Regions from separate parts of the Homo sapiens genome. Here regions 1 and 2 are each linked to region 3. Evidence: chromatin loops called from intact Hi-C (ENCODE). Cell type or tissue: endothelial cell of umbilical vein. All regions are shown on one strand.

Region 1 (8,000 bases), 150 kb after region 3:
ACTACTGGGTATCTACCCAAAGGAAAAGAGGTCATTAAGTGAAACAGACACACACACACACACACGTTTATAGCAGTACAATTTGCAATTGCAAAAATATGAAACCAACCTAAATGCCCATGAACCAATGAGTGGATAAAGAAAATGTGGTATAGATACACCATGGAATACTACTCGGCCATAAAAAGGAACAAAATAATGTCTTTTGTAACAACTTGAATGGAGCTGGAGGCCATTATTCTAAGTGAAGTAACTCAGGAATGGAAAGCCAAATATCATATGTTCTCATTTGTAAGTGGGAGCTAAGCTATGAGGATGCAAAGGCACAAGAATGATATAATGGACTTCGGGAACTTGAGGGGAAAGGGAGGGAGGTGGGCGAGGAATAAAAGACCACATACCAGGCCTGGCACCGTGGCTCACGCCTGTAATTCCAGCACTTTGGGAGGCTGAGGCTGGCAGATCACGAGGTCAAGATATTGAGACCATCCTGGCCAACATAGTGAAACCCTGTCTCTACTAAAAATATAAAAATTAGCCAGGCGTGGTGGTGGGCGCCTGTAGTCCCAGCTACTTGGGAGGTTGAGGCAGGAGAATCGCTTGAACCCAGGAGGTGGAGGTTGCAGTGAGCCAAGATCATGCCACTGCACTCCAGCCTGGGCGACAAAGTGAGACTCCGTCTCAAAAAAAAAAAAAAGAGTACATACCTGGTACGGTGTACACTGCTGCTTGGGTGACAAGTGTACCAAAATCTTGGAAATCACCCCTAAAGAACTTACCCATGTAAACAAAACCCACCTGTTCCACAAAAACTATTGAGGTAAAAAAAATTTAAGATTTTACATATAAATGAGATAATACAAAAAATTATTTTGCTTACTTTTCTCCACCTTTTCTTCCTGTCTCCTTCTATTTTCAGCAGTGTCCATTCTCTTTATGTCTTTTAATATGACCTTTATTACTGTGGATTTTTTTTCTCTCTTCTGGTTTTTTTCTTGAGCTCTTCTAGCTTTTTATCTCTTGAAAAAATGATTTTAAACACAATTTCTCCTTTTAAATGATGCCTTCTTTGATATCTTATTTTAGAGAGCTACATTTTTTTTTGTATTCTTTGCTTTCATACAGAATGTTCTTTCATAATTTTTCTACTTTGTGGTTTTCTTTGGGGGAGTGGGGTATTCTTGGTCTGCCTTTTGCCTGTCAGATGTTTTACCCACTACCTACTTTTTTTTTCTTTTCTTCTGACATCTTATCATGTGCCCCATTCTGGTTCACTTCAACTGACCGTCTTTTTTCTTTTTTGACGGAGTTTTGCTCTTTCACCCAGGCTGGAGTGAAGTGGCGCGATCTCAGCTCACTGCAACCTCTGCCCCCTGGGTTCAAGAGATTCTCCTGCCTCAGCCTCCCAAGTAGTTGGGATTACAGGTATGCGCCACCACTCCCAGCTAATTTTTGTATTTTTAGTAGAGCCGGCGTTTCGCCATGTTGGCCAGGCTGGTCTCAAACTCCTGACCTCAGGTGATCCACTCACCTCAGCCTCCCAAAATGCTAGGGTTCCAGGCGTGAGCCAGTGCGCCCGGCCTAATGATTGTCATCTTTGAGTAGGTATGGTTCATTCTGGGTTGAAAGATAAAATGCACTGAGTTTGGTGGTCTGCTGCTCATTCCCTGTCTCACCAACTGTCTGCCCTGAAATGGCAAGAAGATTGCCTAACTAGAAAGCAAGTTCCCTATGTATGTCTGAGACTTCTGGGAGGTGATTTAGCATTGCCTCTTTTCATTTATCAAGATCATCTGCTGCAGAGCCACTGCACTTTTTCTCTTTTGCCTCACCACTATGACAGCCTGTTTTTTTTTAAAAAAAGGAATTTCTAGTTACTTCTTCATTTAACCTCACCTTACATATACTTAGAAGTGTCAAATGGGACTTATTTTGTTCCAAAGCCACCTGCATACTGAGACCCTGACATTCTTAGCAAGACTTTTGGTTTGGCTACTCAGGAACTGCAACCTACTTCTGGAGAACTCTACTCCAGTGCCGGAGATTTGGAGAGGCATATATTCAGTCTTAGCAACCTGCCTCAACTAGGTCTAGTTTTCATAGCTTTTCACAATCTTTCTTCCTAGATTGTGGTTCAGAGTTGTGGCTAGTTTTTTGTTTCATTGTAGGCGATGTCTTTTTCTGTTTTTGTTATTCTTGTTGATTTTCTGAGGGTAGAAAGGGGGCCAAGATATCATTACTTTATCCTCCTTAAATGGAAGACCCTTGAATGGTATTTGAAGTGATACTAGACTCAACCCTAGAGAACTGGAATATTTAGAGATCAGCAGAAAAAGAGGAGTCAGCAAAGGAGACTGAGAAGGAAAACCAGAGAAGCAGAAGGAAAATGAAGAGAACGTGGCTCAAAGAAGCCAATAGAAGAGTGTGTTGAGGAAATGGGAGTCAGTGTCAAATACTGAGAAATTAAGTAAGATGAGCATAGAAAACCAACCAGTGAATTTAGCAGTTTGGGAAGTTTGGTCAAGGTTTATTGAAGTGCAGGAGTGGAACCTAAATTGGAGTTGTCTAAGGAGATAGTGAAAGGCCAAAAAAAATGGCATGGGTAGATGGACACCTCTCCTGAGAAATAGGAACGTTCATGGTAACTTAAGATTCCATTTAAATTCAAAAAGGAAGGAAGACAGGCCAAATCAGTGTGATTAAGCAACACCTATTCAGAAAGTGTACGTTCCTCCTCAAGTAAATGAATAATACTTACGAATAAGGTTTTGTTAATACCATACCTAGTAGACCATTCACAGAGAATTTTCTTCCTGATTATAATTGGTTCCATATATTTCAAGAAGTCAACCAAGGATAACACTGAATTCTGTTAGTGGGTGAATCTAACTTAGACGCTTCAGGAGTACATTTGAGATATGGTCATCTGAAATAAATTCCTTTTTCTCTTCTGCCTAACTCAAATATATTTTTGTCCCTTATGTTCAGTAGGTTTTAAGATTCTGTCCAGTTTCCCCGTGAAACAACTCCAATTTTCCTTTCCTCATTTCTCCTACCATTCCCCCCACTGAGCACCTTATTGATGTCTTTAACTAGAAAAGTCTTCACTGATTCCTTGTTTCCAGTCACATCAAATGTAAACTCCCTCAAATGTAAACTCCCTAAGCCTGGTTTTCATATCATATCAAATCTGACCCCCATGTACATTTCCAACTGTTCCCCAGCATTCCTTAACACAGCCTTCTACTCTGACTGGGCCAACCACCTTCCGGTTCTCCATACCCCACCCCTCCCCACAGTATCTTCCTTTTCTGTGGGGTTGTGCATGTAGTCTGCCTGTGACTGATCTGAAGGAGCCCCTCTCATCTTGACTTCCTACTATAGATTGTCCTATATATAAGTGACACATGCAAATTAACAAGGCTACTTTAAAAAAAAGGTTTCAGAATTCCTTTACAGTGAACTATTGTTTGCCAATGTCATTATTATACCTTTATATTTTATCCATTACTACTCACTAATTCAGAACTTTTTAGAACCTCTTTGTTTCACTTAAAAGCCAGTGAAAATATATGTCCCTTTTAATAAATATTTTTAAACTTACTAGTTTAAAAAATCAATTGCTATTAATTTATGTTAACCATTTAGGAAGTTCTAAAAAGGAAAAAAAAAAGGTAACAGAGCAAAGACCATAAAACTGACGTTGGAGGTAGAGTATTAAGAGTGACTCCATAGAGGACCTAGTGCTTAGACTTTTGGAGAAGGAGAGGGAATCTGGCAAGCACATGGGGAAGAAGGAACCAGGAAAAGGTGTGAGGCAGAATGAACTCCATGGGCAAAACCATGAAGACATGGCGCTCTTGGGAACTGTAATTAGCTCATTAATGAGAACAAGAGCAACAGAGACAGAGAGAAGTGGTAGGGGAGGTTTTGGTGGGTGGAAGTGTTGTTGGTAGATGGAAGTCAACAGAAACCCGGAGGCCAGACCCTGTATGCTCTTACTCTTAGTGTTCCTCACTGAAGGTGGTTTATTGGGATAATCTTTGTCACTACAGTACATGCTTTTATTACCTTACCTATCATACTATATTGTTGTTATTTATGTACAATGCTTTCCTGTTCTCCACTCCTTTTTTAATTCCCAGGGTTTGACCCGGTATCTGGCACAAAGTAGATACTGAATAATTATAAAAGTTTGTCATGAAAGGTTTGCACACAGAAGTCATAGGAACACCTTCCTTGGTCTCTTGTAAGAGATGATAACATCCTATTTGTCATCTAGGATAATTAGTAGTTCTTCCTGGAGGCAAACAGAGTAAGCGACTATATTACTTTAGTGCTTACTTACTACCCTATGGCTTTCCAATGCAAACTGAAATTTGAGTTGCTGTTAAGGTGTATATTGGCACCACCTAGTGGTGATTTTTAAGACCCAACCAAATTGAAAGTTTTGTATTTGATAACCAAACTTAGAATTTCAAGTAAAATGAGCTTCTAACGTTTTGTGAATTGCTGAAGCATTGTATTTAATATCATATTCTGTTAATATTTGCCACTATCTTTGAGTTAATAGTTATGCATTCAATTATTTTCTTAAGACATGAGATCTTGCTGTGTTGTCCAGGCTGGACCCAAACTCCTGGGCTCAAGTGATCCTTCTGCCTCAGCATCTCAAATAGCTGGGTCTGCAAGCATGTGCCACTGTGCCAAGCCATTTAATTATTTTATACATGGTGCCTATAGGTTAATAGAAAATATTTTATTTGTAATAAAATATTATTTTAGAGCATAATGGTCTATTAGTGGCTCTAAAAATTATCCAGTGAAAAAGAAGGTACATCATTGGACCAACATGGAATCTTAAAATAGTCTAATCTCATACATAATTTGCTGTGACTCTTAGTTGCAGAGTTCCCGGCTCATGAGACATTCTTCTGCTGCTTTTCTTCATTTTTTTTTTTTGTTTGGACAGTGCTTATTCAAAACTAAACAATCGTGCCCTTTTGATTCTTTTCCTTGGAGATACTTGAGCATGTACTGCAAATTTGCAGGTTAAGCCAGAAAAACTTGCGTAGTGAATCTTAGCTTATTTTCGCGAGTCTTTGAACAGTTGTTATATAGATATTTTGCTTGTGACTTGTAGTTGACTGACAGCTGAGTCAGGGAATTGGATTTTTTTTTTTTTAAGATGGAGTCTCACTCTGCTGCCCAGGCTGCAGTGCAGTGGTGCGATCTTGCCTCACTGCAACCTCCGCCTCCCAGGTTCAACCGATCCTCCCGCCTCAGCCTCCCAAGTAGCTAGGATTATAAGTGTGCACCACCACGCCGAGCTAATTTTGTATTTTTGGTAGAGATGGAGTTTCACTATGTTGCCCAGGCTGGTCTCAAACTCCTGGTCTCAAGTAATCCACCTGCCTTGGCCTCCCAGAGTGCTGGGATTATAGGCAAGAGCCACTGCGTCTGGCCAGAGAATTGGATTATGATAATTGAATTCATTCATTCCTCATGTGTAAGGATTGTTGTGATTTCAGTAGCAATGTTTATAAAACAAAAATGTTATTTAAAAATCTCCCTTATGCATAACATAATCAGAAGCATACTATTAATGATCTTTTTTAAAAAGTACTTATTCAATGTCCGAGGGTAGAGGGGTATAATTATGACCATTTTACAGATGAATAAGCTGAAACACATGGAGGTTAAGTAGCTTTCACAAGGTATCACTGCTATTGAGTTTGCAATGTGAGCATTCAAACCCAGATGTAAAGGACTCGAAATCAGTGCTTTTAGCTGCCATGTAAACTTCCTAACAACTGAGAGGATACATAGAAAACCCATAGTAGAAAAATGCACTGAAAACCTTGAAGTAGTTAATAACTGTTAAAATACTCTAAATACTTGATAAAAATCTTGGTTTGAATTTATTGTTGAAATTATCAACATCTGTTTGTTTCCATTCCTAATTATAGCCAACAGCCTTCATTCCAGCTTAAAGGAAATTTAAGGTTCTTGCTTTTTGGTCCCAAATGCTTAGTTATTTCTCCTGCTCCACCAGCCATGAAGCAAGCGTGCTTAGAGACATGCTGTCTGTGAACCAGCATTTTGCCTGTCAGGGCACACCCTTTGTTCAGTTCTTGGACGTGAGAGAGATGTCTACCAGTATCTCTCAGCTGGTAGAGCATGTTGGTGGTAACCACTTGTTATGTGGAAACATCTAAGCTCTGGGCCACATATGTTTCTATGTGTGGATTACTGTGTAAAAACAGTGGACATATATGGGTTTTCTGAATTTTATATTTAAAAATTTTCTTAAATAGACACATAAAGTTGCACAATTGCAGTCATAGCATACCTACTCAAGCTTTGTATTTTTTTTTTTTTTTTTGTCCTGTGGCCTCTTCTCACCTGCCCATGTGGCCTTCCTCTTTATTTCTCTCCTTCCACATAACCCTACTGTGTGTATAAAATGATGCATAAAATATAACATGTATTTGTCTATATTTTTTCACACTTATGTACTCATTTATAAAATATATCTGTGTACAGATACAAATACGTATGATTAGATTTTTAACCCTATTTTATGGGGAAAAGGTAGAATCATATTATATATACTTTAAAAATACACATGCCTTTCAACCAGCTGTCCCATTCCTGAGAATCTATACCACAGAAGTAAAAGCACCAATCTGTAAGATTATGTATCAAGAGTGTTTTCTGCAGTATTGTTCATAGAAAGCAGGAAGGAACAGGAATCGTTGAATATATAATGATATATCGACACCATGGAACTTTAGGCAGTCATAAAAAAATAAGTTTGATTTAGAGCAGAAGTGTCTCCTCCACCATTCTCTCTGTTATGGATTTTACTGTTTATATTAATTTACTAACATTTTAGTGAGGTTCAAGAGGGAGAAAAAAATAAATGTATATGACAGTCCTCTTTAAAATTGAAAATCTGACTAAGTGGATTTCAAGATCTACTTTAACTTCTATTTCTTTTCCTCCTAGAGCTCTGAGATTGTCTTCAACTCTTTTTAGCTTTTTCATCTTCTTACCCTTCTGTATTTTGGAAACAGGAAATCCCAGCCTCCAACAAGTTAAATTCTTCCTTCTTGCCTGGCTTTTAACCCCTACTGGTCTTTTCTACCAATGGCATCTGAAGGGGCACAGCCTCAAACATTCTCTACAAGTTAACTCAGAGCCAATGAAACGTCAGTTCAGAAATCATTCCTAGGATATTTGGACTTCCTTGGAAATAAGAGACTCACAGGACAGATACATCATTTCTCTGTAACCACAGCTACGTCTTCCTTTTCTTTTGCTTCTGTACAGATTTGAAAAAGGGCGCATCTATACGTTCATTGGAGAAGTCGTCGTTTCTGTGAACCCTTACAAGTTGTTGAACATCTATGGAAGAGACACAATTGAGCAGTATAAAGGCCGTGAGCTGTATGAGAGACCGCCTCACCTTTTTGCTATTGCGGATGCTGCTTACAAGGCTATGAAGAGGCGATCAAAAGACACTTGTATTGTGATATCAGGTAATTGGAGGGGATCCCCTGTATTTCCAAAGTCACAATGTGTTTAATTTGTTTGATACTCAAGAATCCAAACAATTGATTAAATATTTTTTTAAAGGTAGAAGCCTGAGCAATTCTATAGGAGAGAGAAAAGTGATGAACGTTAAATACCAAATTATTTATATCATTTCTGATCATCCTCTAATCTTGGTTCATTTATGAATACATATTACACTTGGATGACTTCTGGCCAATTTGTTAGATTGAGCTGACATGGAAAATGTTTCCATCTCAAACACATAAAAGTCTGGATAAAATGTAACAAAATTATTTTAAATAGCAAAATGAAACCAACGAAAATGAAATATTGAGGTGTGAAAAGGAAGAATCAACTCAAAATCAGACTGGTGCTTGGGAACTAGTGTTGAGGGACCTACTGAGGCGTGGGGGCCAAAAATAAGCTTTCAGAGCTGAGGG
Region 2 (8,000 bases), 260 kb after region 3:
CTAGAACTCAGGATTAAGAATCCCACTCAAAGCCGCTCAACTACATGGAAACTGAACAACCTGCTCCTGAATGACTACTGGGTACATAACGAAATGAAGGCAGAAATAAAGATGTTCTTTGAAACCAACGAGAACAAAGACACAACATACCAGAATCTCTGGGATGCATTCAAAGCAGTGTGTAGAGGGAAATTTATAGCACTAAATGCCCACAAGAGAAAGCAGGAAAGATCCAAAATTGACACCCTAACATCACAATTAAAAGAACTAGAAAAGCAAGAGCAAGCACATTCAAAAGCTAGCAGAAGGCAAGAAATAACTAAAATCAGAGCAGAACTGAAGGAAATAGAGACATAAAAAACCCTTCGAAAAATCAATGAATCCAGGAGCTGGTTTTTTGAAAAGAGCAACAAAATTGATAGACCACTAGCAAGACTAATAAAGAAAAAAAGAGAGAAGAATCAAATAGACACAATAAAAAATGATAAAGGGGATATCACCACCAATCCCACAGAAATGCAAACTACCATCAGAGAATACTACAAACACCTCTACACAAATAAACTAGAAAATCTAGAAGAAATGGATAAATTCCTCGACACATACACTCTCCCAAGACTAAACCAGGAAGAAGTTGAATCTCTGAATAGACCAGTAACAGGATCTGAAATTGTGGCAATAATCAATAGTTTACCAACCAAAAAGAGTCCAGGACCAGATGGATTCACAGCCGAATTCTACCAGAGGTACAAGGAGGAACTGGTACCATTCCTTCTGAAATGATTCCAATCAATAGAAAAAGAGGGAATCCTCCCTAACTCATTTTATGAGGCCAGTATCATTCTGATACCAGAGACACAACCAAAAAAGAGAATTTTAGACCAATATCCTTGATGAACATTGATGCAAAAATCCTCAATAAAATACTGGCAAACCGAATCCAGCAGCACATCAAAAAGTTTATCCACCATGATCAAGTGGGCTTCATCCCTGGGATGCAAGGCTGGTTCAATATACGCAAATCAATAAATGTAATCCAGCATATAAACAGAGCCAAAGACAAAAACCACATGATTATCTCAATAGATGCAGAAAAAGCCTTTGACAAAATTCAACAACCCTTCATGCTAAAAACTCTCAATAAATTAGGTATTGATGGGACGTATTTCAAAATAATAAGAGCTATCTATGACAAACCCACAGCCAATATCATACTGAATGGGCAAAAACTGGAAGCATTCCCTTTGAAAACTGGCACAAGACAGGGATGCCCTCTCTCACCGCTCCTATTCAACATAGTGTTGGAAGTTCTGGCCAGGGCAATCAGGCAGGAGAAGGAAATAAAGGGTATTCAATTAGGAAAAGAGGAAGTCAAATTGTCCCTGTTTGCAGACGACATGATTGTTTATCTAGAAAACCCCATCGTCTCAGCCCAAAATCTCCTTAAGCTGATAAGCAACTTCAGCAAAGTCTCAGGATACAAAATCAATGTACAAAAATCACAAGCATTCTTATACACCAACAACAGACAAACAGAGAGCCAAATCATGAGTGAACTCCCATTCACAATTGCTTCAAAGAGAATAAAATACCTAGGAATCCAACTTACAAGGGATGTGAAGGACCTCTTCCAGGAGAACTACAAACCACTGCTCAAGGAAATAAAAGAGGATACAAACAAATGGAAGAACATTCCATGTTCATGGGTAGGAAGAATCAATATCGTGAAAATGGCCATACTGCCCAAGGTCATTTACAGATTCAATGCCATCCCCATCAAGCTACCAACGACTTTCTTCACAGAATTGGAAAAAACTACTTTAAAGTTCATATGGAACCAAAAAAGACCCCGCACTGCCAAGTCAATCCTAAGCCAAAAGAACAAAGCTGGAGGAATCACACTACCTGACTTCAAACTCTACTACAAGGCTACAGTAACCAAAACAGCATGGTACTGGTACCAAAACAGAGATATAGATCAATGGAACAGAATAGAGCCCTCAGAAATAACGCCACATACCTACAACTATCTGATCTTTGACAAACCTGAGAAAAACAAGCAATGGGGAAAGGATTCCCTATTTAATAAATGGTGCTGGGAAAACTGGCTAGCCATATGTAGGAAGCTGAAACTGGATCCCTTCCTTACACCTTATACAAAAATCAGTTCAAGATGGATTAAAGATTTAAACGTTAGACCTAAAACCATAAAAACCCTAGAAGAAAACCTAGGCATTACCATTCAGGACATAGGCGTGGGCAAGGACTTCATGTACAAAACACCAAAAGCAATGGCAACAAAAGACAAAATTGACAAATGGGATCTAATTAAACTAAAGAGCTTCTGCACAGCAAAAGAAACTACCATCAGAGTGAACAGGCAACCTACAAAATGGGAGAAAATTTTCGCAACCTACTCATCTGACAAAGGGCTAATATCCAGAATCTACATTGAACTCAAACAAATTTACAAGAAAAACACAAACAACCCCATCAAAAAGTGGGCGAAGGACATGAACAGACACTTCTCAAAAGAAGACATTTATGCAGCCAAAAAACACATGAAAAAATGCTCATCATCACTGGCCATCAGAGAAATGCAAATCAAAACCACAATGAGATGCCATCTCACACCAGTTAGAATGGCAATCATTAAAAAGTCAGGAAACAACAGGTGCTGGAGAGGATGTGGAGAAATAGGAACACTTTTACACTGTTGGTGGGACTGTAAAGTAGTTCAACCATTGTGGAAGTCAGTGTGGCAATTCCTCAGGGATCTAGAACTAGAAATACCATTTGACCCAGCCATCCCATTACTGGGTATATACCCAAATGACTATAAATCATGCTGCTATAAAGACACATGCACACGTATGTTTATTGCGGCATTATTCACAATAGCAAAGACTTGGAACCAACCCAAATGTCCAACAATGATAGACTGGATTAAGAAAATGTGGCATATATACACCATGGAATACTATGCAGCCATAAAAAATGATGAGTTCATGCCCTTTGTAGGGACATGGATGAAATTGGAAATCATCATTCTCAGTAAACTATCGCAAGAACAAAAAACCAAACACCGCATATTCTCACTCATAGGTGGGAATTGAACAATGAGATCACATGGACACAGGAAGGGGAATATCACACTCTGGGGACTGTGGTGGAGTGGGGGGAGGGGGGAGGGATAGCATCGGGAGATATACCTAATGCTAGATGACGAGTTAGTGGGTGCAGCGCACCAGCATGGCACATGTATGCATATGTAACTAACCTGCACAATGTGCACATGTACCCTAAAACGTAAAGTATAATAAAAGAAAAAAAAAAAGAAATATATTTTTGAGAGGATGGTCAGGGAAGACCTCTCTGAGGAGGTGCTATTAAGCTGGGACCTATAGATATGAAGGATTTAACCCTAGGAAAAGTTCAAAGAGGGAGAATTCAAGCCAGGAAATACATAAATAAGGAGGCTGTGAGAAAGAGCTTGAGCATTTGAAAGACCTTTTAAGCAGTTTCACCATAGTGTCCATCTTCTGTCACTTTTTGATGCTATTACACATCCATTTCTTCAAGGTTCAGTGCAGCAGGGTTTATGTCTATGCTGGAGTTTAGGTTTTGGTTTTCTGGAAGGACACCTGGAGGGCGGCTATAGAGGAGTTCCATGAAATATTGATCATAAGCCAGTTGAGATGAATTAAAAAAGACAAAAAAGAAGGGCAGATTTTGATGATCCTAAAATATTTCCATGGTTCACATACAGAAATAACTGTTTAGGCAGCCTAATGCTTGTGTTCGTTTGAAAAGCAGTCTTGATTTGTTTTCTGAAATCAAGACATGCATTTCTGACTTCGAATGAAACCACTCATTTATTATGACATATATTAAAAACTATACCGTATGCCCTTTTCATCATACTTTATGCCTTTTGCAATCAAGTAATGTATTTATATGTCTGTGTGCATATATATATATATATATATATATATATATATATATATATATTTATCTATCTATATATCCCCTGATGACTTCCCAGTGACTTTTTACACCTCTGTTTCAGAGGAGATATATAAAGATTTCAAATATTAACCCTTCTTATTGCCTGACCAGGTGCTGACCTAGATTCACACCACTCACATGGAACATTTCTCCTGCCATCTTCATCATCTGTAGCCAAAAACTTGTTTGTATTTCAAAGAATCCAGAGCTTTAGTGGGCATTTCACACATTTTTAATTATGGATAATCTACTGGAATAGGCAGAATCTGCTGCCATTCATGGAGTGATTATAAAATAAAGGCTCTCTGCTCATTATGATTCAATTCCCCTAATGTTTTAACAAAAACATAAATTAATTGTATGGGCATGTAATTGATTTTAAAGTAGGGAAGGCCTTTCTAACTATAGCAGCAGTAAAAGAATTCACAAAGGCAAAGTTTGCTAGATATTCCTGCGTAAAAATTTAAAACTTCTGGCCGGGCACGGTGGCTCACACCTGTAATCCTAGCACTTTGGGAGGCCGAAGCGGGCAGATCACGAAGTCAGGAGATCAAGACCATCCTGGCTAACACAGTGAAACCCCATCTCTACTAAAAATACAAAAAATTAGCCGGGCATGGTGGTGGGCGCCTGTAGTCCCAGCCACTCAGGAGGCTGAGGCAGGAGAATGGCGTGAACCTGGGAGGTGGAGCTTGCAGTGAGCCAAGATAGCGCCACTGCACTCCAGTCTGGGCGACAGAGCAAGACTCCGTCTCAAAAAAAAAAAAAATTCTATTTTTCATAAAACATCATTGTATCACAATATGTTTAGTTGCAAATACAGAAAATGCAATTCAAACTGGCATAGAGAGTAACAGATTTATTTCACAGAACATGAAACCTCTATTCAGCCGTCTCTTGGGTCGTCTTCCTTCTAAGTCTGGCTCCCCCTTGTGGTTGTGAGGTGGCGGCTAACAATTTCAGCCGCCACAGGTTCTAGGTTCAGGGAGAGTCGCCTCTAGAAGTCCCTTGGACATTCTCTCAGACAGGAGAGAACGTTTTTCTCTGAAACACCTAGCAAAATTCCTCCTGTTTCATTGACCTGAACCAGTAACCATGGCCAGGAAATGATAAAAGGCAAAATGCTAAGAAATCTTTGTAAATGTAATAAAAAGTTTATTTTCATATACAAAAAGCCCTTACAGATCATTATGTAAAGTAATGAACATGTTATGGACAAAAAAAAAAAAAAATAGAGAAACAATTCACAAAAGAAAAAATCTAAATAGCTAATGAATTTTTAAAAGTTGAATAACCCTAATTAAAGCAGTTTAATCGGAGCTACATTATCCCATCAATTTATTTAATTCTTTTAAACTATTTATATGGTAGATTTTGGAAATGAGGGCTTTAATGTGTGGCAGCCGAAAATACAAAGGGATTACAACAGCAATTCTGTTTTGAGAACTTTGCCATGAATCATTCATGTGCTTGAATTTATGTACAAGGATACTACTAAAATGTTACTGCATATATCACTCCAAAAAAAAGAGAAAACATCAGAAATATCTCACAATAGGGGATTGGTTAACTGAATTTCATATTTGAGTACTGCAAGGATGCTTAGAATCACATCATAGGAGGATATTTGATCACATGGGAAAATATTTCTGATATATCAAGTAAAACACATTGCAAGGCATTGTATGATTCTGTATAGTTTTGTATAAAAATGTACACAGGCATAAAAGAAAAATGAGTACATTTGACTACATAAAACTTTTTTAAAAACAACCTCTGTATGGCAGTATACCATAAACAGTATCAAGAGATCATCAACATACTGAAAACAAAACACCAGTGACAAAAGGATGGTTCACTTAATTTATGAAGAATTCATACAAATTAATAAAATAGAAACCCAAAGAAAATGGATAAAAGATAGAAATACACAGTTCACCAAAAGAATTACAAATTACTAAGAAGATATAAATTTATTTTTAAAATAATAGATTCAACAGTAATAGATGTTGATTGAAAAATTAATCATATTCCTGTTGACATTTATTTAAAATGTGTTCTGACTTGATTGTTATTATATAACTCAATTAAGAAACCTCAATTTTCAAATACTGTGTTATAAAACATTTAGGAAGAAATAGATGAGGTAATACAAGCACAAGATTATGTTTCTGGTAGGTATGATACTTTATCAGTGATAGATAGTTACAGTTATATGTACAAGTTGAATGTAACATGATTAATTAATTATGAAGACCATATAAAACTTCAACATCACAGGAGTATATCCAGCATTCTACTTTATCTAGGTTTTTCTCTATAACAGTGACATTTATTTCTGTGTCACATTATTCCAACATGAGCTACTCATTACTGTGATCATTTCTGATACCCACTGTTATGATAAACCATGCACCCAAATAACACAGTTGTATTCCCTTAGCAATATATTTTTTCTTCTTGTAATTGAGTTATGACCAGTAACAGTCTTCATAGTTAATTGTGTTATGTTCAACTTGCATTATGTAAACTTGTACTGTTGAAAAAGTATGTCCTTAATAAATATACATTGTCTTATCCTGTCATTCCCCCTTCTATCAATTACAGTCTAAGACAGGAAAATGAAAAAGAAGTATGTTTGATGTTTACCCTAAGTAAATGGGAGCCTTTTCCAGATTATTCCCTTCCCTGCAACATTCTAAAATCCCCTTTGAGGAAGCATCTTCGCCCAGTATCTCTGTTATAGTGAGCACTGGAAACTGATGTATTTTGGGATGCAGGGCTGCATTGAAGAGCACTGGTTAATGCCTACAACAAGAGCCAGGCTACTAGCAAAAACTGGAAACATGGATTACGTTTCTCTGTAGAAGCAGACTTCATAGGGCTGAAAAATGACTGTTTCCCAAAACCAAGCATTTGCCAGCAAGAAAATATTATATATGACTTAAAGAAGCTTGTGTCAAATATATTTTCTGCTTTTTATGGTGAATTATTAGTAAGAAACATACAGCAGCACAGTACAAACAAATGTCAAGAATAAGTACTTTAAAAAAAAAACCTATTCTTAATGTATGTCAAGTGTCTAGGACAAGGCATGGCACATACCAGTAAAACGATGTGTTCTCTCCCTTCTCTTGGGGTAATACCAGTCATCAGATGAAAATCAAATATAGTGTTTATCAGTTCCATGTCTACTTTGGAACAGAAAAAAACTTTGCAATAACATTTTAAAATGTTTACTCATTATCAGTAGCTGTTATGATAGAATGCTGGTATATGCTCTTATGAATCATCTAATGTTGCATCCTCAGTGTACAGGTGAAGAACCCAAAGCCTATAGAGTTTGAATTGCCTGATTTCCCAGTACTTGGTGGGAAATGCTTGCCTCTTCCTCCAAAGTAGGGCCGTTTCCACTCCACCCCCACACAGTGCCAGTCAAGGAGCTGTTCGTCAGAACGTTGAAACAGCCTCACTTTGGAGTTCAGGAATTCAAGCTTCATACATGGAAGTTGACATTGTTGTGGCATTTGATCAGATCTTACTTTTAAGGAATTAGTCATAGTTGTTTCCCAGTTATCTCATAGGCATATTTGGTTCTTCCTAGAATATCATAGATGTTTCCCATTCTAATCATTGCAGTAATATATTATACATCAAGAAAAACTGGAAGGGAAAATAATCCAAACACCAGTATTTTGTAAAGATACAAAAATATTTTCAATTTAATACATTGACACAAAACTGATACTTGGATGGAAATCCAGTTACCCCAAAACAATTAAGAACTATCGATGAGCATCTAATGTGTCATTGGGCCTATATGCAAAAGATTATCTGGAAACTGGAAACAATTATCCAGTTTTGCTATATCACTATATCACCTAGGCTAGTAACTCTTGGCCTCAAGCAATCTTCCCACCTCAGCCTCTCAAGTAGCTGGGAATACAGGCATTAGCCTCCATGCCCAGCTCTTCAAATTTTAAGTATTACAT
Region 3 (8,000 bases):
ACTCTCCAGCCGTGGAGAACAACTAACTCTATAGGAAAAAGTAGAAGGCTAAGCTGAGCCATCCAGGGATGGCGGCAGGGGCCTTCATGGCTAGCTGCTGGCCTGTAGGCACTAAATTGCAGACTGCTCCTGCAGGAAGCCTTCAGGGCCTGGGAGGCCTTTATCTGGCTCAGAAGCTAGGGCTGCTTCTCGAAGGACTTCCAAATGCTCCTCAGCAGCCGACAGAGACTGGTCAATCCAGTCCAGGCCTCCCGTCAGATGGCAGGCATTCCTTGTCACCAGCACCAGGTGACTGACAGACAGGAGCAGGGCAGTCGTCCTAGGGAAAAAAAGAAAATAGGGTCAGGTTTCCTAGGAAATGAGGGACTTTGCACAAAAGCCCAAATAGATAGACTTTTTGACTAGTATTCCCCAAACTGCACACCCTTCCCTAGGATGTTGGTAGGTATGCAATTTAAAGTTGGCTCCATGCTCAAATAAATTTGGAGATGGCTGGGTTAAACATGGTTAACTGAAGCCTGCCTCAGAGCCTTCTGAGATGTACCTGGTAAAGCTCCAAGGAGAATATAACAGGCTGTCTCTCACAAGCTTATTTAAGACTGTGGAAGCCATTTTCTGCAGCACACCTATTAACATCTCCCCAAAGAGCGCTTTGTGAAACAGTTCAGATATAGTCAATCAGATGAGCATATTCCCCAACCGCTGCCCACTGAAACATAGGACAGACACACCCTCACTTAAACATTCCTTATTGATTACAAATTGGTAAGGCCCAGGGCTGGTTTATCCAACTCAAAAAAAAAAATGTAACTGAAAACCAAAGTGAGGAGTAGATTTTTCAGTGCTGAAAGATTCACTGTAGAATACCTTTTATATGGTTAGTACCATGATGCATTTGAGAATACATTACAGATTATTAACCCACGGACAAAGCTCGGCAGCAGTAGGAGTGGGGCAGAGAAACCAAAGCTGAAGCGCTGTGACCCACTGCCGATCTGGCAACTGTTACATGTGTATGACACAGTCATATAAATCCAAGGCACGAAAGAATCTATATTTCTTAAATGGGTTGCATCTGGTATAGGAACATAACAATTTCATAGGGCTAAGTACACTCTGTGTATGCGCATGTCTGGTGGCAGGTGAGCACAGCTGTGGCTGACCTGTCACCTCCATTCTCACTGCTCTGGGAACCACTGCCCCACCGCCCAACTGGGTGGCACTCACAGCTAAGGCATGTCTGCTTCTGGGGTACAAAAATCAGAGGGGGAAAGGGGAAAAGGTAGAAGGGAAGGCACAGTTAGGATGTAACATGGCCGGAAGTCTAATCATAACAATTTAAAATCTAAGACTGCCTCTTTCTTCTCCTGGGTTTCAGGAGAGGACTGGCCTCTATCACCCAGTCAGGCGCCGCTCACTGAAGTAAATGGCACGCATGGCCCGGGCAGCCTAAGGAGGCTGCAAAGCCACCCTCCCTACACAAGCCAGTCAGCCAGCCTCACAGATCTGATAAAACGGTTGTGGACCTCTGCATGAAAAACCGAACATGCACCCACCCCTGGTCTCACCGTGCGTCCAGGAGTTTGGGGTCCAACGGAGGGTACATCGACTTCACAACATCATCCACCCTGACCGGAGGCAAAAGGTGTTCAGTACTTCACTTTCCTGATCTCCTTTTCTCCTTTTTTTTTTTTTCCTGAGACAGAGTCTCGCTCTGTCACCCAGGCTGGAGTGCAGTGGTGCTATCTCAGCTCACTGCAACATCCACCTCCCAGGCTCAAGTGATTCTCCTGCCTCAGCTTCCCAAGTAGCTGGGATTACAGGCACGCGCCACCATGCCCAGCTAATTTTTGTATTTTTAGTAGAGACGGGGTTTCACCATGTTGGCCAGGCTAGCCTTGAACTCCTGACCTCAGGTGATCCACCCACCTCAGCCTTCCATAGTGCTGGGATTACAGGCACGTGAGCCACACGCCTGGCCCCTTCCTTCCTTTCTATCTTTATTCCAGTTCTTCTTTTTTGGTATTCCAGACCTGGTCTTTAATGGTTCTTTCTCCAATTGCTTCTGCATTCTCAGACAGACACTTAGGCACAAAGACTTCAGGTTCAGTCTTTGCAGAGACTACTTTGTTTTCTAGTTTTGTTTCAGTTCCAATGGTTTTTTAAAATACAGTCATACATATGGAATGATGTTCAAGATTACTACTATATTAAAAAGGCAAATTGCCAAATAATATGTAAAGCTCAATCTGTCATTTGCATAAAAATAGATAAACAAAAGCTCTGAAATGTGGGGTTGGGAAGGATCTGGAGGAACACTCACCACTTAATAGTGGTTTTTTCCTACAATTGGGAGGGAGTAGACTTTCCAGGTCATGTATGTCTGCAGTATTTCACATTTTTATAAGCATTAATTACTCTTGTATTCAGGAAAAAAAAATACAAAGCTAAAGGTATGTAAGACACCGAAAAAGAAGGCCATGAGTTTCATTTGGCTTCACACTGCTCTACTGGATTTCTTCTACCCTGTGGTTAATTTTTTTAAATCAAGTTCAGAACTACAATTCATTCTGATTTGCGTGGCACAAGGTTTTGCTCCAAATCTTTGCTCATGAACACTCGATAGGAAGAAAAAATAAAGATGTATTGTTTGATTTCTAAAAGCACTTGAAAAAAAGATGGCCTCAAACACTCTTATTCACGGCTGTGGAGCCGGTGAGGACATGCAGAGACACAGTCACCCTCCGCGCCTATCTCAGCCAGCTCCTTTCTCTAGTGCCCTGGAGCTGAAGCCACCTCCTCGAGACTCACAGGCCATCAACACACTGTGTGGGATAAATGGAGCAGGAAAAACAATGGGGACAAAACATGGCCAGAAGGAGAAAGAAGTGTGAGGGCAAAAGGACAAAGCAGGACCCTGGCTGAATTATGGCACGGAGCATTCTAGAAGTAGTCCAAGGTACTCTTTAGGATGGGCCTGTGAGCACCAGAACAGGTCCACTCTCTGGACAATGCCACACCCTCATCTTAGGACCCGTGCTGATCCTACTCACCCAGGCTCACACAGAAACCTCAACCTCCTGAAAGTGCTGCCTTGTAACCTGTATCACAGGAATCTGCCTGGCCTCTAAGTGGCTCTTAGAAGGCACAAAAAGCATGACAAAGGGTCTAGTGAATACCATAGTGCAGAATCTTTAAAACTAATGGGGAAGGAGGCCGGGTGTGGTGGCTCACACCTATAATCCCAGCACTGTGGGAGGCTGAGGCAGGAGGATCACCTGAGGTCAGGAGTTTGAGATCAGCCTGGCCAACATGGTGAAACCCCATCTCTACTAAAAATACAAAAATTAGCCAGACATGGTAGCAGGCACCTGTAATCACAGCTACTCAGGGGGCTGAGGCAGGAGAATCGCTTGAACCCGGTAGGTGGGGGTTGTAGTGAGCCAAGATCGCACCACCGCACTCCAGCCTGGGTGACAGAGCAAGATTCCATCTCAAAAATAAATAAATAAATAAAATAATGGGGAAGGAATGCCCAGTGCCCACCCAGAGCCTGGGATGTGGGTTCTTATAAAGCCAGGGGCTGACCATGTGGCTACAGCCCACTGGAGGCAATTCCAGAGAAGGCAGGGAACTGTTCTCAGCTGAGTCCCTCCCTGGATTATCTCCCTCCCACTCTCTCAACTCACTGAACTGCCTGGACTGAGTTCAAGCTGACCAGGTCGTGTATTCCCTCAGAGGAACTCACGTGGCAACTCAGGAAACTGGTCGTTTTTATTTGGTTAATCTTGAGGCAGAGAAAGGGCTGGTTCCTCGTGATTTACCTGGGGCCATGGCAACAAGGAACGTGTGGGCCCCTGGAACTCACAGCAGTGCCATTGTTTCAGCAGGCATACAGAGGTGCCCTCCCGGGTGGGCGGAGGGGCCAGGTGGCTGACGTGGAAAACATCCTGGCCCCGACCCTCTGCTCAGGCACGTCGGCATACCAGCCACCAGGTGGCAGCACAAACTTAGTACAGCCCTTGGCTCTAAGAAAAGGGCTTTATTTTTCCTCACGATATCAAGCCCAAATGAGGGGGTGTAGCTGTTGACTGCAATCCTGCTGGTTGCCTCCCACACGGGATTTCGCAGTTAGCCTGGAATCTGGGAGGTTGAATGCCATATGGCTTCAGCTCCCACCCAGTGCTGGAGGCTGCTGGCCTGGGCCAGGGATGGAGCAGTGGGCACAGCCAGAGTGGGTCCCCCAAGCTAGTCTCCAACACAGATTCAGGCAGAGACAGGGGTGTGGGCATCTGTGTGACATGTTGGCCTGGGAGGAAGGCGTGTCAAGGGGAGCTGGTATGTGGCTGGGTAAGAGGGGCGGCCACGGGCTCTGCAGGGCAGGGTCTAGGACAGGGTCAGGACTAGGCACCTGCTGGCGCTTCCCCAAAGCCCTCTCAGATGGGTCATGCTGCAGGTGGGGATGGTGGAAGCCCACCTTAGCTGAGAAGTCTCGGTATCTAAACCCTCCTGGTCACTCTGTAAATGTGTGGGAAACAAATAGCTGAAGTTGCCTGTGCACCATTTTATAGAAGAGCCCAGCTCTGCGGCTACCCCAGCTTCCAGCCCCTCTCTTCCCTCAGGGAGTGTGGGGACCTCGAAGCCGCCAATTGCTCACCTGGGGCTGATCCGCTTGGCCACCACAATGATGTCGCTGACACTGGCTGAAGTCTTCATCTTGGCCCCAGAGCCCATTGTCATGGCAACAAGCTTCTCTGTCAGAGTGTGACAAATCTAATGCGGCAGGGAGGAGAGAGATGAGGGCTGACCTGGCTCCACTCAGGGCCTCGCCACCCCCACGAGACAAATCAGCCCTGCCGTGAGTTCCATCGCAGCTGGCCCCCAACCTAATGGCCAGATGTGAAAAGTACAGAGATGAGAGGAAACGGGTGGGAAGTGGCAAAAGCCAAGGGCATGGCTGGGAGAGGACCTGGGGTGGGAGCCGCAGATCAAGGGCAGGGTGTGGGCTCTGGGAAGCCTAAGCTGAAATAATCTGTCTTAAGAAAAATCATGTGCTCCAATTTCACCTTCTCACTTAGGGGAAAAACCTACTTTCTTTTTCTATTCCTTCATCTCATGGTTTAGTCTTCCACAAGAATAAATATCTCCAACAAGGCACCCTCAGGAATGGGGCTGAACAAAGGGCAATTGTTCCCTTTAAGCACATGCTCCAATAACAGCACTTATTTCAACAATTGTCTCAGGTAATATATTAGCATGTTTATCAAGCTGATGATGAAAGGACCTTAGGAAAAGCAGGGAAAAGGCAAGACTGACTACAGCCTTCTTCGTGGTCCCACCCACAGAGCTGGCCACCCCAGAGCTTGCTTCCCCTTTCCAGGCCACCCCATGCTAGAACCAACCAACATGGGTGCGCCTCTATCCATGGCAAGGAAGCACCCCTACCTGACCTATACTTGGAGCTGGACAGTAGAGGGCAGAAAGAAGCCCAAAGGTCCACCTGGGAGTTAGCCCAGACCCCTCTCCCAGCTCCCACCACAGAGACTCAAGGGCAGGTGACCTAGCAAAAGAGTCTTAAGATCCCAAGAGGAGACTTAGAAGCCCTCTCCTTTGATCAGAGGTTCGCCGGGTAGACACAGATTCCAATTCAATATGACTCCCTCCAGCTGATTCATCTCACACCACAGGTGCCATTTATCCTCCTAATAGATGAGGACAGGAGACAAAACCCAGGCCCAGGACACATCTTGGCCAGGAGAAGGGAAATGTAGTATAGTATTATCTTCTAGCCATTATGCCTACCTAGCTCTATCAATAACCATATTTATATCTATAGCCATATTTGTATATCCAAAGAGCCTCTCAGAATTAACTAAGCCTGGACTCTGAGATAATAACTTCCTACTAGGCATTTATCCATCCCCTGAGAGAGACAGCCAAAGAAGAGGTGGGGTAAAGAATGTTTTATTAATAGTGTCTTCTACTGAATGACACTAAAGAAAAGACAAAGTTGTCTCTTTTGAAATCTTGAATAATTACTAGTCAAAGAGATAAATGTGTGATTACCCAGGTTACTGATGTAAAAAAAAAAACCCTGATATTTGCAACTGGCCAAATATTTCAGTATAGTTATTATTCTATTAGGTAGGATATTAACAGGCAAGAATTGAAAACAAATGCTAAAACCATAAAATTACCCAAAATGCAAATTGGATGCAATTTTTCAAAGATTCCAGGCTTTCAAAGAAAAAATCCTCTGCCTTCAGATTGAAGTATGCCTGCTTTGGTTTTTTAACACTGATTGTCCCATTTGGCTGACTACGGTCACAGCCAAAGAAGGCTAGTGATGACTTTCTAGTCACAGTAGAAATCCAAATACAGAAAGAAACTCACCATACAGGCCTGAACTCTCTGTTAGTGAAAATGAGTGTGCAGGGGGAAGCAGGGAAACCCCATTTCTCTTGGCAGCTACACGGTCTCAGGAATACACAGCTTTCTCCAAGAGGAGTGAAATGGTGGCTGTGTACCTAGGCTGTCTTTCCCACAGGTCATTGAATTAAGACGACCAGATGAAATAAAGCCTTTGAAACAGCCTTGAGATTCTGTGAACAGCCAGTCCAGGCAGGGGGGGAAGTAAACCACAAAAATTCCAAGTGTCAAGTTAAGGAAAGGCCTCTTGCGAGAGGTCAGTGCCCTTTCTAAGGTCCCGTTCTACTCCATCCACGCACAGTGGTGCTTTTCGACTACCCTTTATCCCACAGAGAAATAAGAGAGGGTTACCTTCAAGATGGCAATGCAGTGGGACATGAGACCCCTGGGGAAACAAGAAGAAGTCATCAGTGCTCATCTGGAGGGGCCCACCACCCTCCAGCTCCCACCCTTGCTTCTCAACTTGCCCTGACCGGTGGGCACAGCCCAATACCAACCACTGAGAGTGGGAATGCCTCAGTGTCAACATGAACCAGCCCATGAGTTAAAGGAGGGAGCACCTCCCTTCCCTTCCCCTCCCTGCACCCAATCCACTCTTCCAGCAAGCTCCACTGTGTGCCTAGCGAGTCATGCTTTAATATAACTCTCAAGCTTCTGGTAGACTGTTCCCTCTGCCCAATGTGTCCTTCCCCTTTGCTCAGACTGGGGAACTCCTCCTCATCTTTCAAGACCCAAGTCAAAAGGCACCTCCTCTGTGATATCTTCCATGAGATCCAGCTCAACCTCCCCAACCCAGGCAAACCTAGACACTGCCTTCTCCATGTGCCTACTGCACTGTACACAAGGATCTCTTACAGTTTCTGTGATACTGACTATAACTGTCTTTTCAACCGTTTCAATATCTGCAGCACCTGACCCAGTACCCTCCACATAATGCCCCACAAACATGGGACCAGGGAATGGATGGCTAAATGGATAAGGCAATGAAGTAGCAGCCGCTTCTCAAAATGTAGGGGCTCCTGTTGGATGGAGAGACCCCTGAGATCCTAAAGAAAAGGGCTGCATCTCTGAAGCCTGAGCCAAATTTATGGGCACTCAAGGATAACCAAAGCACACCAGGGTGACTTTATAACAACCTTTGCCACACAACTATAGGCCGCAGTGTTCAGGTCTACAAAATGTGGGGAGAGAAGGAAAGGACAAACACTTTCAAGTCATATTCTGATTTTCCCCCACACTAAAGGCACAGGAAAGAGCAGCAAGTAACAGAGTGACTGTTCTTGAATGCCAGCTAAGTGCTCTGGCAAAGGACACCAGCAAAGGGCATCATTTGCCAGAAGCCCGGAAGCAAACAGTTCCCATGGCCTTACGAGGCATCTTCGATCCAGTCTTCATTCTCCAGAATGGCCTCAATGTGGGGGTTGGTGATAACGACATCGTCCAGTTCTAACTCAGAGGGCTCAGACTGGGTCTCCATGGCACCAATGAGGTCCACAATGGGCCTGGAAGAAAAGGCCCCCGTTAAATGGTTTCATGGTGGGTGACCGCTGCTGATCCTCTCCTCACTGAGG

What was found. Hi-C counts contacts between places; a loop is a spot of excess contacts. Peaks named below come from ENCODE experiments on the same cell type or tissue, not always from the same donor. Only the 100,000 strongest peaks of a DNase experiment are listed, where the experiment ranks them.
Region 1: a loop joins it to region 3, with 15 times the contacts of the local background. A loop is called at or near these places in 31 of 110 quality-filtered maps.
Region 2: it touches region 3 in a loop (2.9-fold over the local background); 2 of 110 quality-filtered maps call a loop at or near these places.

Annotation. Positions count from the first base shown.
Region 1 is chr17:32,780,120-32,788,119 of GRCh38, reverse strand. It overlaps MYO1D (myosin ID), which reads left to right. Exons shown (of 22, transcript NM_015194.3): 2 at 7,336-7,544. Among named protein-coding and RNA genes, the nearest start is that of MYO1D-DT, 93 kb to the left of the region's middle. In endothelial cell of umbilical vein, a CTCF peak has its summit at 4,409 (motif pointing left); a DNase peak (open chromatin) is centred at 4,369.
Region 2 is chr17:32,673,592-32,681,591 of GRCh38, reverse strand. The region is part of intron 16 of MYO1D (myosin ID); the gene reads left to right. Among named protein-coding and RNA genes, the nearest start is that of CDK5R1, 190 kb to the right of the region's middle. In endothelial cell of umbilical vein, a CTCF peak has its summit at 4,945 (motif pointing left); no DNase peak of the experiment used is centred here.
Region 3 is chr17:32,933,105-32,941,104 of GRCh38, reverse strand. It overlaps TMEM98 (transmembrane protein 98), which reads right to left. Exons shown (of 8, transcript NM_015544.3): 4 at 7,800-7,931; 5 at 6,781-6,814; 6 at 4,658-4,773; 7 at 1,569-1,628; 8 at 1-319. The coding sequence ends at 112. Among named protein-coding and RNA genes, the nearest start is that of TMEM98, 9.0 kb to the right of the region's middle. RefSeq lists enhancers at 3,820-4,114, 4,025-4,674, 4,675-5,325 and a silencer at 4,532-4,719. In endothelial cell of umbilical vein, a CTCF peak has its summit at 3,992 (motif pointing right); a DNase peak (open chromatin) is centred at 3,814; H3K27ac peaks cover 821 bases.